Linked DNA regions of Homo sapiens: region 2 is linked to region 1. A link is a contact called in ENCODE Hi-C or POLR2A ChIA-PET data. All regions are on one chromosome and are shown on one strand. The core of a region is the stretch at or near the end of the contact, and the rest is flanking DNA. Distances in the headings are between cores, read along the strand shown. Region 1 overlaps CHCHD3 (coiled-coil-helix-coiled-coil-helix domain containing 3). Region 2 overlaps CHCHD3 (coiled-coil-helix-coiled-coil-helix domain containing 3).

Region 1 (6,152 bases), core at 2,585-5,084:
TGCTTCTAAGGTACACATTTATTCGTCTCTGATACCGACGGTATCTTCCTGTCACTGTGGGCCAGGTGGTAGTCATAACATAGTTCATGACATTATCTATGTGAGATCAAGAAGGCAGTAGCATCAAAACATGCAGAATGAAGGGCCAGGCGTGGTGGCTCATGCCTGTAATCCCAGCACTTTGGGAGGCTGAGGCGGGAGGATCACTTAAGGCCAGGAGTTCGAGATCAGCCTGGCCAACATGGTGAAACCCTGTCTCTACTAAAAATACAAAAAATTAGTGTGGTGCTGCATGTCTGTAATCCCAGCTACTCAGGAGACTGAGGCACAAGAATTGCTTGAACCCGAAAGGTGGAGGTTGCAGTGAGCCAAGATCTTGCCACTGTACCTAAGCTGAGTAACAGAGGAGGCTGTGTCTTAAAAAAAAAAAAAAAAAAAAAAAAAAAAAAAAAAATGCAGAATGAGAGTCAGCAGCTTGGAAGAAAATTCCAGGATAGACAGTAGAGCACACTTTTTAACAACTGCTACATTACTACCACTCTTAATGGCACACAGGGTGACAGTATAGGAAAAAACACTCACATGGACAACATGGAGGCAGAAAATGATTCAGAAGACTTGGGCTCTGAATGTAAGCTTCAAGAATATTGCTACCAATTCATTTCACTTAAATTTTCCTTTTTATTTATGAACATAGATAGAACAACTCCAATAAACATAAAATGAATATTCTAATGGATAGGAAAGCACTTTATCACAGCTTAACTGTCAAGGTTATTTCTTAGTGGAACATAAAATCTTAAAAATATGCCAGGCGCAGTGGCTCATGACTTTAGTAATCCCAGTACTTTGGGAGGATGAGGGAGATAGACCACTTGAGGTCAGGAGTTTGACACCAGCCTGACCGACATGGCAAAGCCCTGTCTCTGCTAAAAATACAAAAAATTAGCCAGGCGTGGTGGAACGTGCCTGTAATCCCAGCTACTCAGGAGGCTGAGGCACCAGAATCACTTGAACCCAGGAGGCAGAGACTGCAGTGAGCTGAGATTGAACCACTGCTCTCCAGGCTGGGTGACAGAGCAAGACTCCATCTCAAAAAATAAAATAAAATCTTATAATTACTGGCATCTTAAATGCAATAAAACACAATATTTCAAGCACAGAGAATACTGCTCAATGTTCTTGAAGAGTTCCTTCAGAAAAAGACCACAGCCAAGCCAGAAAGCATAACAACAATTACACCTGCTAGCTTTAAACTTCTCCAAACACTGACAAGGTTCTTGTAAGCCAGTGGGGGCACTGCAACATTCAAGCAGCCACTTCTTGAGGCTGCATTTCAAAAGGCAGGATCTCTATCTCCATTATAACATGTTTCTGCCTCATAACAGGGCAAGCAAACAGCGCGGGGAGATAGCATGACACACACACCCTTCCAAACCAAAACACAGCTGCTCTGTTAAATTTAGACCTACCAACCTTGACAGTACCCTTTTAACTACTATTTTTTCCCTAATTCTCTGGGGTGCTTTTTTTAAACCTAGAAGCTGCCAACAGCATTTTTCTACTAGCCAAGTTATTCTAAGCATCATATCCAAATAATGCAACATAAATAAATTCTTCTAAAGCAATAGATTTGTTTAAACGTATACTCTTGCACCTTGATCATTTTTATTTTTTTCTAATTTTTAAATTTTATATATTAGTTCTAGGCATACACACATATGTATATGTATGAATGAACATTTAGAGATAAAATTGCATTTCAGGCTGCTTGAGGATAACCTCAAAAAAAGACAATTCTCATTTATAAATGTTCACAGACATATACAAATAAGCTCATAATTATAACTATATGTAGCTATATAACTATAGCTGCAAATCTAATCATTCGTTCAAAAAAATGTTTTGTCCAAGTATAATCGCAGTGTTAGGAAACAAAGACGAATGAAAATGGTTCTTATCTAAAAAGCTCAGAATCTATCAAGGGAATCTTAGAGATAACAGTCCATTCCACCATCTGACAGATAAGAACACTAAGGCCCAGAGAAATAAAGAAACATACCCAAGGTAAAACAGCCAGTTGGTTATAAGGTTGAGATAGAAGTATTTCTAGTCAGCAATCCAATACCATGCCAATTTAGTCTCTACTGATTCTACAATGTTCTAGGCATTAGGTTAGCCCTGAGTTAAGTATTATTCCAATGTTATAAAGAGCCCCATGGTGACTCAGGGCTGGCTGGTCCCAAAACCTGAGCCCCCTCATTGTATCAATTGCCTCTGTGCTAACCATTCTGCAGCTACAGACCTTCACAGACTCTGGCCTCTGTCTCCCTGAAAAATGACCCGACACAGCATCAAAGTATTTCCATGTGCAGGTACTAAATCCTCCCTCCCTCCTACATAAAGTTTAGTGGAGGAGAGGAATGCAATCGTTGATAGCTTTGAAGCAGAGAAAAGCAAAAACAAAAAACCACCACCATCATACTTGAAATAGTGAATAAACAAAAGCCAACCAAAATTATATCAACTATTATAAAAGTGAATTGTTACAATCCCTTGATGTCACTGACCAGCCATGCCAGCCCTGGGCAAAACAGCAAGCAGGAGAAAGCTTGCCTTTGGCATTAGCCTGTACTGCAAAAAAACTTCAGTGACTAACGAACTGTTAAAATGCTCATACTAACATATCTGTGGTTGACACATTATTTTCTTAAGTGACAAACACACATACACAGACACACATTTGTATGTATACAAATGTTTGCTTGTAATCAAAACTGCATAGAGACAATAACTGAACTCAGATGTTGGAATCCAAAGTTGATATTTCAAACCCTCTCACAAGACATATGGAAAACCTGTACAGAAAGGAGCCAACCTTGACCGCAGCTATGGAAAACCATGCCAACTCTTCAGGGGTGCCATAGCTCATTTGTATATTCGTCATTAAAAAGTAAAATGCTATTTGGGTTTCCAAGTTAACCCAAAAACCCATGATAAGCCTGAAGAATTATTCTAACAACAATATTTCATCTGTACTCATTCTTTCTTTGGGAAAATGCATTCTGGATCCCTTTGTTCCATAATGGGAATTGCCCAAGAAAGACTAGTGGCTTTGGCACACAGCTCCTATCACTCTAAACTTCCTCCAAATTCACACGGCATTTTCTCTATATTTTTCTCTTGGCAGTCACTGCTTTTTACAATTTCTTAATAGTTGCTTATTTATAGCTATGTTAGCCCCTGTCACTCTTGGACATCACAAATATAGTAAGAGGCAAAGCTGAAGGCCAGGCTCAGTCACGTCAGGGCTTAAATATCTATCAATATTCGTGCTCCTTTCACCTAACCACAGTGCTGGCTGGCCATTTATTCAATAGGTGTCTCAGAGCAAACTCTTGGGTCATGCACAGGAGGGATGGGGACTATTTGCAACACTCAGAGAATCTCCCACCAAATCCTGACGCCTCTGCCTCTCTCTGGTCTAGTGAGCACTCAAATTTATACTTGGAAAGACCTACTGATTCAGCCCAAGCCATTCCACTGAGCAACACTCTGCTAGTCACGGGACACGTCATGAGAAGCCAAATATAATACTTTTGCTATGACAGAGTCTATGAAGAATCCCTAGTAACAATCACATGTGTGGTGAAGAACCACCCACTTCCACTATTCCTTTAAATCAGGGTCAAGTAGATTGTGTCTCCCTCCCAAGACGTTAATCTGAAGCATCCCATTCTTCAAAATAGTTGGCAATTATATGAAAAAGAAAAATGCATACATAATAATGCTAAGTGTCCTAAAGAATGACTCTGGTGATAAAGTGTCAGAAAATAACTGTTTTATTTAAGTTACTTGATGATGATCTCATTCAAGATTTCTTGTGGTTAACTGCATGATAAATACCTTCTGGCTATGATCTTTGTTCATTTTTCAAGAGGGCAAAATTTTGCATGAATGAACACACAAGAAAAGATGCTCCCTGCTCTTTCATCAACACAGAAACCACTAGTCCCCACAATGTGGAAGAAAAAAGAAAACTGCATTAAACAATTTATCTAAGGGCATGTTTTATTAATAAGTATTGCTTCATTAGTGCACAAATGCTATTTTAATGTAAAACATACTTTTAAAAATAAAGTACCTGTTAATGAGAAGTACAAGATCAACAGGCTAAAAAACAAACTATACCTACCTCTTCATTCTGAAGGTGACAGAAAAATAGCACCATTCCTTGTACTTCTGCCAATGCTATGCCTATTTATTAAGATAAAGCAATATATTACTCCATGAAGACAAACTTCTTCAATGACTTGAAACAAAAATATACTGTCCAAATATATCCAACAACGACATTCTGCTAATACTAAAATAACTTAGTGCAGTATTTCTCTGACAGAGAGAATGAGGTCATTCTGCATAGGCTCACAAGAATTCCCTCTCACACTGCCTTGCATCTCTGAAATGGTTAATGAAGTCCCAAAGCACATGCTATGAGCTCCCAGTCCAAACTTCAAAAAATAACAATAAATATTATATAATGCAAGTCCCTATGTATATACGGTAAACATAAAAACAGGAAAAAAATGCATTTAAAGATACTTTTGTTAAAATTTGACAAAATTTCAAAAGTATTTCAAAAGCTTTATTGACACAAAATGTGTATAACATAAAATTTACCCATTTAAAGTACCATGCAATGGTGTTTAGTATATCCTCAGAGTTGTGCAACAATCAGCAGTGACTCCCTATCCTTGTTACCACCACCACCACCCCAGCCCTAGGCAACCACCACTTCTGCTCTTTATACATTTGCCTATACTGGACATTTCCTATAAATGGGATCATTTAGTATGTGGTCTTTTGTGACTGACTGCTTTCATCAAACATGTTTTTGAAGTGGAAAGTATTCTGAAGAAGCTGGGGATGATCACAGGCCCATCCATTCATTCATTCCATTGTCAAGTGTTTCTTGAGCACCTTCTACAGGTCAGACAGATGCCATATGGGTCACAAAGGAACCAGGGGCTCTCAGGTATGCCTTCTGCCCACAAGGAGCTTAATGTATAGTAAAGGTGCTAACAGAGTTATAAATAAGTAACCGTTTTTAAAATGTAGAGGGGCCTGGCATGGTGGCACTCACCTTTAATCCCAGCTACTTGGAAGGCTGAGGTGGGAGTATCACTTGAACCCAAGAGTTTGAGTTCAGCCTGGGAAAAACAGTGAGACCTCATCTCTTTAAAAAAACAAAAATTATGTATTCTTAATATATAATGATATGTATATAAAATATACACATATAATTTTGCATATACTTATATGTTTATAATATACTTATATATTATAATTAATTATAATTATATTATCTATTTAATTAGAATAATTAGTTGAATATATTATATATAATTGTTATATATTTATAATTAGTTGTATTATATATTTGATTATAATTAATTATAATTATGTTATATAATTATAATAGTTATGTTATATAGTAATCATAATTATATTTGTTATGTATTTATTATAATTAATTATAATTATGTTATGTAATTAATTATAATTGTTATATATTTATTATAATTAATTATAATATAATTGTTACATATTTAATTATAATTGTTTATAATTATTATGTATTTATTATAATTAATTCTAATATAATTGTGTTATATATCAAATTATAATTAATTATAACATGTGTTATACATTTAATTATATTATAGTTAATTATATATAATTATATGTGTGTGTATACATAAAATACTGACTGCCAAGAGAAAAATATAGATAAAATGTCATGTGAGTTTAGAGGAAGGCAAATAGGATCAAGAAAAGTTCTGTTGAGGTGACTTTGGAGGTGATATCTCTCCCTCACTCCTCCCCCACCATACTCACACATATATATTAATTAAAAATAGTATAAAGATGTAAGGATAGAGCCAGGGCAGTGGCTCACACCTGTAATCACGCCTGTGCTTTGGGAGGCTGAGCAGAAGAATCACTTCAGCCCAAGAGTTAGAGACCAGCCTGAGCAACAGAGTGAGACCCCGTCTCTACAAAAAAGAAAAAAGTCTGCCAAATGTGGTGGTGGCACACACTTGTAACCCAAACTACTCAGGAAACTGAGGAGGGAGGATTGTTTGCACCCA
Region 2 (6,152 bases), core at 1,774-4,273, 170 kb before region 1:
TTATTTCAACGTGAAAGAAGCACAACTCGATATTAAAATAACTCTTAGGGGTATCATGCTGTAATCGCTAGGTAATAAGACCTTACTTATTCTTTTTTGGTCAAATTTTCCCAGGAAATGTCAAATTCTGGGAGAAAATTATGCATTTTTGAATGCTTAACACTTTTAGGTTATGAGGTAGCATTAATCAAATCATAACGTCAGGACCCAAAAAGTTGTATTAGAAGCTGGTAAGAGCTAACTTACCACACAAAGAACTAATGCTACAATCAGCAGGATTTACATACAGAATGAACATCTTCAAGTTGGTACTAGACAGCAGCTAAATGCTTAAGCATGGAACCTGGCTCAAATCCAGATCTATCATATTTTGGCTGTATGTTCTTAGGTGAATTACTTTAAGCCTTCACCTAAACAATAGGGCGCACAGCCACACAGGGTTGTTGGTAAGTATAAAATGAGACAATCCATGCAAAGTGCCAATCACAATGTAAATGCTCAGTAAATGTTATCATCAGCATGTTAATAAGGATGCTATAAACAATAACAAAATATTCAAAGTTAAACTTGACTTTCTCCCAGGATAGAATTAAATTATGAATTTAAATGGCTAGTGAAGAAGATACTAAACATTTGTGTGTATTTTAAAACTATACACTAATTGCATAAACATAACTTCATAGTATAAGCTTAGAAAATCTAGGATTCATTCACTGTGCTATTTGTAGAAAATACAGAAATATGCAAGTTATGGAACCTCAAAAACAAAAGAAAAAAATAGAAAATACAGAAATATGAAAATTAGCTCTGTGTCCTCAGGAGTGTACAAGATAAACACACATAACTAATCACAAGTATTATAAACAAAATGTGGCTATCATAAAGAGGTATAAAGCATTATGGACATATTTGTCAATTATACAACAAACAAAAATAAAGTTGGGAAAACAAAAAAAACAGAATTCCCTGTGAGACTTGGAGACTACTTCGTAGAAACACTTAAGAACCTTCTCTTTGAAAGCTGTTCTCAACTTCCTCTCATGAAATCACCAACCAGGAATTAATACTATCTATGTCTCTTATACCAATAATCAGGAATTAATACTCTCTAAGTATCTTTCAATTAGGCAAGACACCTAAATGTGATATCTCTAATGTTCACAGAGATGCCATTGATAACTTAGCAACATTTGAGTATGAAATAAGGACTTAAAAAATCTTTTCAAATGGCTTTGACCTTCTCTCTCAGTAAAGTGTCGCTGCTTTTGAAAACTCATTCTAAAAAGGGTGAAATCAGTGTCCAGTTAAATTACACTTATTACTCCTAACAAGTTAGTGAAAGAAGAAAATTATATCAGACTCCTGGGTGAAGTGGCCAATATAAATACCTGGGTAGAGGGAGTTCCATTCACACATGGGAATTATCTAATTAACAAGCAGTTTATTGAAATAGATCCAAGAGGCAAATCAAGCTGTATTACAGAACTAAATGTACTTCACATGTTCAGTGCACTTTGATTCATACTCTCAAAAGAAATCTGCATCAAGCCAATATAAATGAATAGTTCAAGTCATCAAAAAGTGATAACGTGTACAATTGCTGTGTTAATCTAGTTGATGCGCAGATGGTAAGGTTATCTCAGGAATCTCCCTCAGAATGATTCTGTAAAAGACTCGTTGATGCAACATCCCTCTCCATTAATGATACACCATCTGGTATCTACTTTATAGTTTCATCACTTCATTTAGTTAAAAGAGGAAAAGATATGTGCTTATGTCCACTTTTAAACCACAGGCAACCTGGATTTCCTAGTAAGTTAGATGATTCTGCAAATTATATTAATATTAGAATCATTTCTTACAATACGAATTAATGGATTCAGCATTTTTACACTGTCTAATACAAAAGTGTGTGCAGAATTCCTAATAGAAATAGTTAGACATTGTAATTCTCACTGCCATCACAATACAGAAGAAAATCTCTTTACAATCTTTTGCATTACGCCTAGAAAATACTTCATCATTAGAGACCTAAATGTCTCTCACATATTCCTGGAAGAAATCCAAAGTGACAAAATTCAACTTGAGTACTTTGAGAATGACAGTAACAAACAAAAACAGGACTGTACAGAAATGTGCAAAAGACACAAGGAAGTTGAATAATATTAATTCTATGATTATCGTTATCTTATACACAATGGAAAGTAAGCAAATATTCTTTCATGGCAACAGCTGATATTTGTTAAGCTCTTTCCAGCTTTCAAGGGGCTTTTACACACTCATCTGATCTACCCCCAATCACCATGAAGATGAGCAAGGAACAGAGTATATCCCCATTTTGCAGATAAAGAACCAGACACCACAAGGGATTAGGTGAATTGCCGAACAGCCACATGACAAAAGCATACCTTCTGACTCCTTGTCTAACATTCTTTCTTTTACTTAATGTGGAGTTATCGAGTATTAAGTAACAGCAGTGTATATATTCCACCTTAGCTTTCTAAGCTCACTGGTGCTTCTCAGATTTCAGTTTCAACTGTAGGATGACCACTTCCCAGGCTGATCTTCAAAAAGGAAAACAATATATTCTATATATATATATATATATATATATATATATATATATATTCACAATAATTTGATCTTATCATATCGTGTCTATCTAATCTTCTACCACTTGTTCTACTTGGTGCCAAAAAGCCTAACAGTTTATTTGTTGAGCAGTTGTTGAGCAGATAAGTTCAATCTGCCAGAAACAAATCTTCTCAGACGTTTGTACCAATCAAATTGGTGAGTCTATGAGAAATGGGAGAATATTTTTCAGTGCCTTTTCTTGAACCTGACAATAATTAAAGGCAAGTTTATAAGGTACCTAACATAGTAAAACCTGATGACAAAGAAAACTGTCATTGGGTGAGGAAAAGCAGGTGCCAAGTATATCACCTCAAAAACTTTCACTTTCACTCATTTAACATTTACTAACTCTGATATGGTTTGGCTCTGTGTCTGCACCCAAATCTCATCTTGAATTGTGATACCCACATGTTGAGGGAGGGACCTGGTGGGAGGTAACTGGATCATGGGTGTGGTTTCCCCAGGCTGTTCTTGTGATAAGTGAGAGAGTTCTCAGATCTGATGGTTTAAAAGTAGTTTCCCCTGCACGCTCTCTCTCTCCTGCCACCATGTGAAAAAGGTGCCTGCTTCCCTTTCACCTTCTGCCGTAATTGTAAGTTTCCTGAGGCCTCCCTAGCCATGGAGAACTGTGGGTCAATTAAACTTCTTCCCTTCATAAATTACCCAGTCTCAAGCAGCTCATTATAGCAGTGAGAAAACAGACTAATACAAACTCTAAGCCATGTACAATGCTCTAGGTATAGAAGTAAAACAATTAGTGGGTGAATGGTTACTCTGTGCTACATACTATTACAGGTGCTTTATGAGTATTAGCTCATTTAACAAGTGAGGTAAGTACTATTAAATCATCACTTAATATATGAAACAACTGAGAGGAAAAATAAGATGCTCCACATTACACAGCAGGGAAATGCCAGGTCAGAAATTTGAATCCAAGGCATCTGACATCAGAGCCTTGTGCTCTAAATCAGAGTTCTGCCCACTACAACGAGGGAGCCAAATCAGGCCCAGTACCTGTTTTTGGTTTTACATTTTTAAGTGGTTGGAAAAAAATTTAAGCAAAATTTTGTGATGTGTGAAAACTATATGAGCTTCATACTTCAGGGTCTTTCAATTAGAACAGAGCCACACTCATTCATTTACAGTTGGCTTTCTCTGATTCCACATTACAAAGGCAGAGGTGGGGAGCTGCACAGAAACCAAATGTGGTGTGCAAAGCCTAAAATATTTACTATCCAGCCCTTTACAGGAAAAATTACTGACATTCTCTAAACCATTTCACTTTATGCCTATTCAACATCTCTACTTCAATGTCTTAAGTGTCCTGAGCTTAACATATCCACAATCAAACTCCTGATTTCCTCCACCACCAACATCCCAATCCATATCTTAAGAATCTTCACCTGTGGAAAAACCTTCTAGTTATAAAAGCCATAAACCTAGAGTTTATTCTTTCTTCACTCATGTTCAAAGCCATCAGCAAATCTGGTCAGCTCTACCTTTAAAATACCGAACCACATTTCATTACTTCCCCTGTCGGCACTCAGACCCACACCAGTCATCCCTTTTCCGAATTACTGCCGTAATTTCTTACTAATTCTCTGTTGCTTCAACTCTTGCCCAACACAGCAGCCAGAGGGTTCATCTGCTCCCAAACCCCCCAGCCTTCCCAAACATGCCAAGTTCACGCCTGCTTCACGGTTTTGGCAATGGCTTGCTTCCCTATTACCATAGGCCTCTTCCCAAATGTCATCTCAACAGAGAGTTCTTCCCTCTGTACCCAACTCCATGCCTAAACCCCAGCCCTGGGACTCTCTTTTCCCATTTTATTCCTCCCGAAATTATCATAACCTGCCATACAATATGTATTCTGGTTTTAATTGAATTTAAGCTCCATGAAGACAGATGTTTACCTCATTTTCTTCACTAGTACATAGCTGCTGGCACAAGACCAGGGTGCTTAAGTAAATATCTGCTACATGAATGAGAAAATGCTCCCTACATTCAAGAGGTACTCAGTTCGGTAACATATGGAGACAGCAAACACATTTAACATATACATAACTGTACTGAGTGAGGGTTAATAGTGTATTTCTTATTTTTTCCTATTTTCTTATCAAATAACATTTTCAACAAATAAAATTTGGAGGGTTTCATTCAAAAGAGAGAGAGCTTACTCTGCAACCTCATGGTCTATGTATGAAATTAATCTAGATAACCAATCTACTTTATTGAAAAGGGCACTGATAAGGTGCTCAAACTCTCATTCTTAAACTCACTGCCTTCTTTTGTCCATCTCTGTCCAATTCTAGACCCATGCTGACTTGACGCCGTATCTCTTTTCCTTCTCCTAACTCATGTTTAACTTCTGCTATTCAGCTCCTATCTACCTCTCCTGAAGGAGACATTCATTTCTAAACTACAAATGCAGTGAAACTGAGTTTTCAGAAAGAAGATATATCCTGCCAGGTGCAGTGGCTCATGCCTGTAATCCTAGCACTTTGGGAGGCTGAGGGAGGCAGATGACTTGAGGCCAGGAGCTCAAGACCAGCATGGCCAACATGGTGAAACCCTGTCTCTAATAAAAATACAAAAATCAGCCAGGCATGGTGGTGCATGCCTGTAATTCCAGCTACTCAGGAGGCTAAGGCATGGGAATCACTTGAACCTGGTAGGTGGAGGTTGCAGTGAACCAAGATCATGCCACTAGACTCCAGTCTGGGCGACAGAGTGAGATTCCATTTCAAAAAGAAAAAAGCAAAAAAAGAAAAGATAAAAGAAGATAAATATATCCTTTAAAACACTACCATTTTTAAGAGTGTACTAAAGTTTAGTCAATGTCTGGGAGAGATAAGAGTAGCAGTGTACTGTCTGACCTGGAGGCTATGTAGATTCTAAACATATAAGAAAAGTATTTGCGGTAGGTCCCAAGTGGTAAAATGCATCAGTGAACAAATAACGCAACCATTCCAAAGTGACCAAAGAAAAAATGACATTGTTACAGAGGACGAACTAACTACCTGCTTTGCTTCTTCACTTCCTGGCCACTTTACAACCAGGAAAAGCAGTTGAAGTTCTAATTTATTAATTTTTAAATAAATATACAAGAAAACAGCAGATGTGGTAATAGAATCAATGATAAAAAATAGTCATACCCTCTCCTCCAGTCTAGCCAGCTGTTCTTTGTAGAATGCATCCTGCTTCTTTAGCACTCGGTCTTTCTCTTCCAGCTGCCTAGCCTAAAAAAAGAAATGAGGAATATACTATATCAAGAAAAAGCAGCAACAGCAAAGCAAAAGTCAAGAATAAATTGCATTAGAAATAAGAATACAAATCTGAAGATTTTTGCAATCTATTAGGTCTCTGCCATAGAAAAACATTAAGATGATGATTGCTGTATTTAAATGTAAAGAAGAAGTCCGCATTGTATTTTTTTTCCCGCTGTAACAGCTGTGTCCTATTTTGTCCAAATATATTAGGAAACGTCAGAATACAGCACATAACAGACTCTTATTTAA

The links. Hi-C counts contacts between places; a loop is a spot of excess contacts on that map. ChIA-PET counts read pairs that join two places held with the same protein, here RNA polymerase II (POLR2A). Pooled maps may share reads with other maps.
Region 2: a map with no recorded cell type shows a loop between it and region 1 (2.5-fold over the local background). The contact joins two enhancer-like sites. A Hi-C loop is called at or near these places in 3 of 37 single-sample maps with no recorded cell type and 2 of 50 pooled maps. POLR2A ChIA-PET finds 5 or more read pairs at or near these places in 3 of 52 experiments (activated T-cell and activated naive CD4-positive, alpha-beta T cell).

The regions. Positions count from the first base shown.
Region 1 is chr7:133,049,922-133,056,073 of GRCh38, forward strand. The region is part of intron 2 of CHCHD3 (coiled-coil-helix-coiled-coil-helix domain containing 3); the gene reads right to left. Among named protein-coding and RNA genes, the nearest start is that of MIR3654, 18 kb to the left of the region's middle. Within about 2 kb of position 3,835, at least 9 of the 41 ENCODE cell types and tissues checked have a DNase peak (open chromatin) inside an H3K27ac peak, as active enhancers do.
Region 2 is chr7:132,879,873-132,886,024 of GRCh38, forward strand. CHCHD3 (coiled-coil-helix-coiled-coil-helix domain containing 3) reads right to left here. Exons shown (of 8, transcript NM_017812.4): 5 at 5,790-5,873. Among named protein-coding and RNA genes, the nearest start is that of MIR3654, 150 kb to the right of the region's middle. Within about 2 kb of position 3,024, at least 2 of the 41 ENCODE cell types and tissues checked have a DNase peak (open chromatin) inside an H3K27ac peak, as active enhancers do.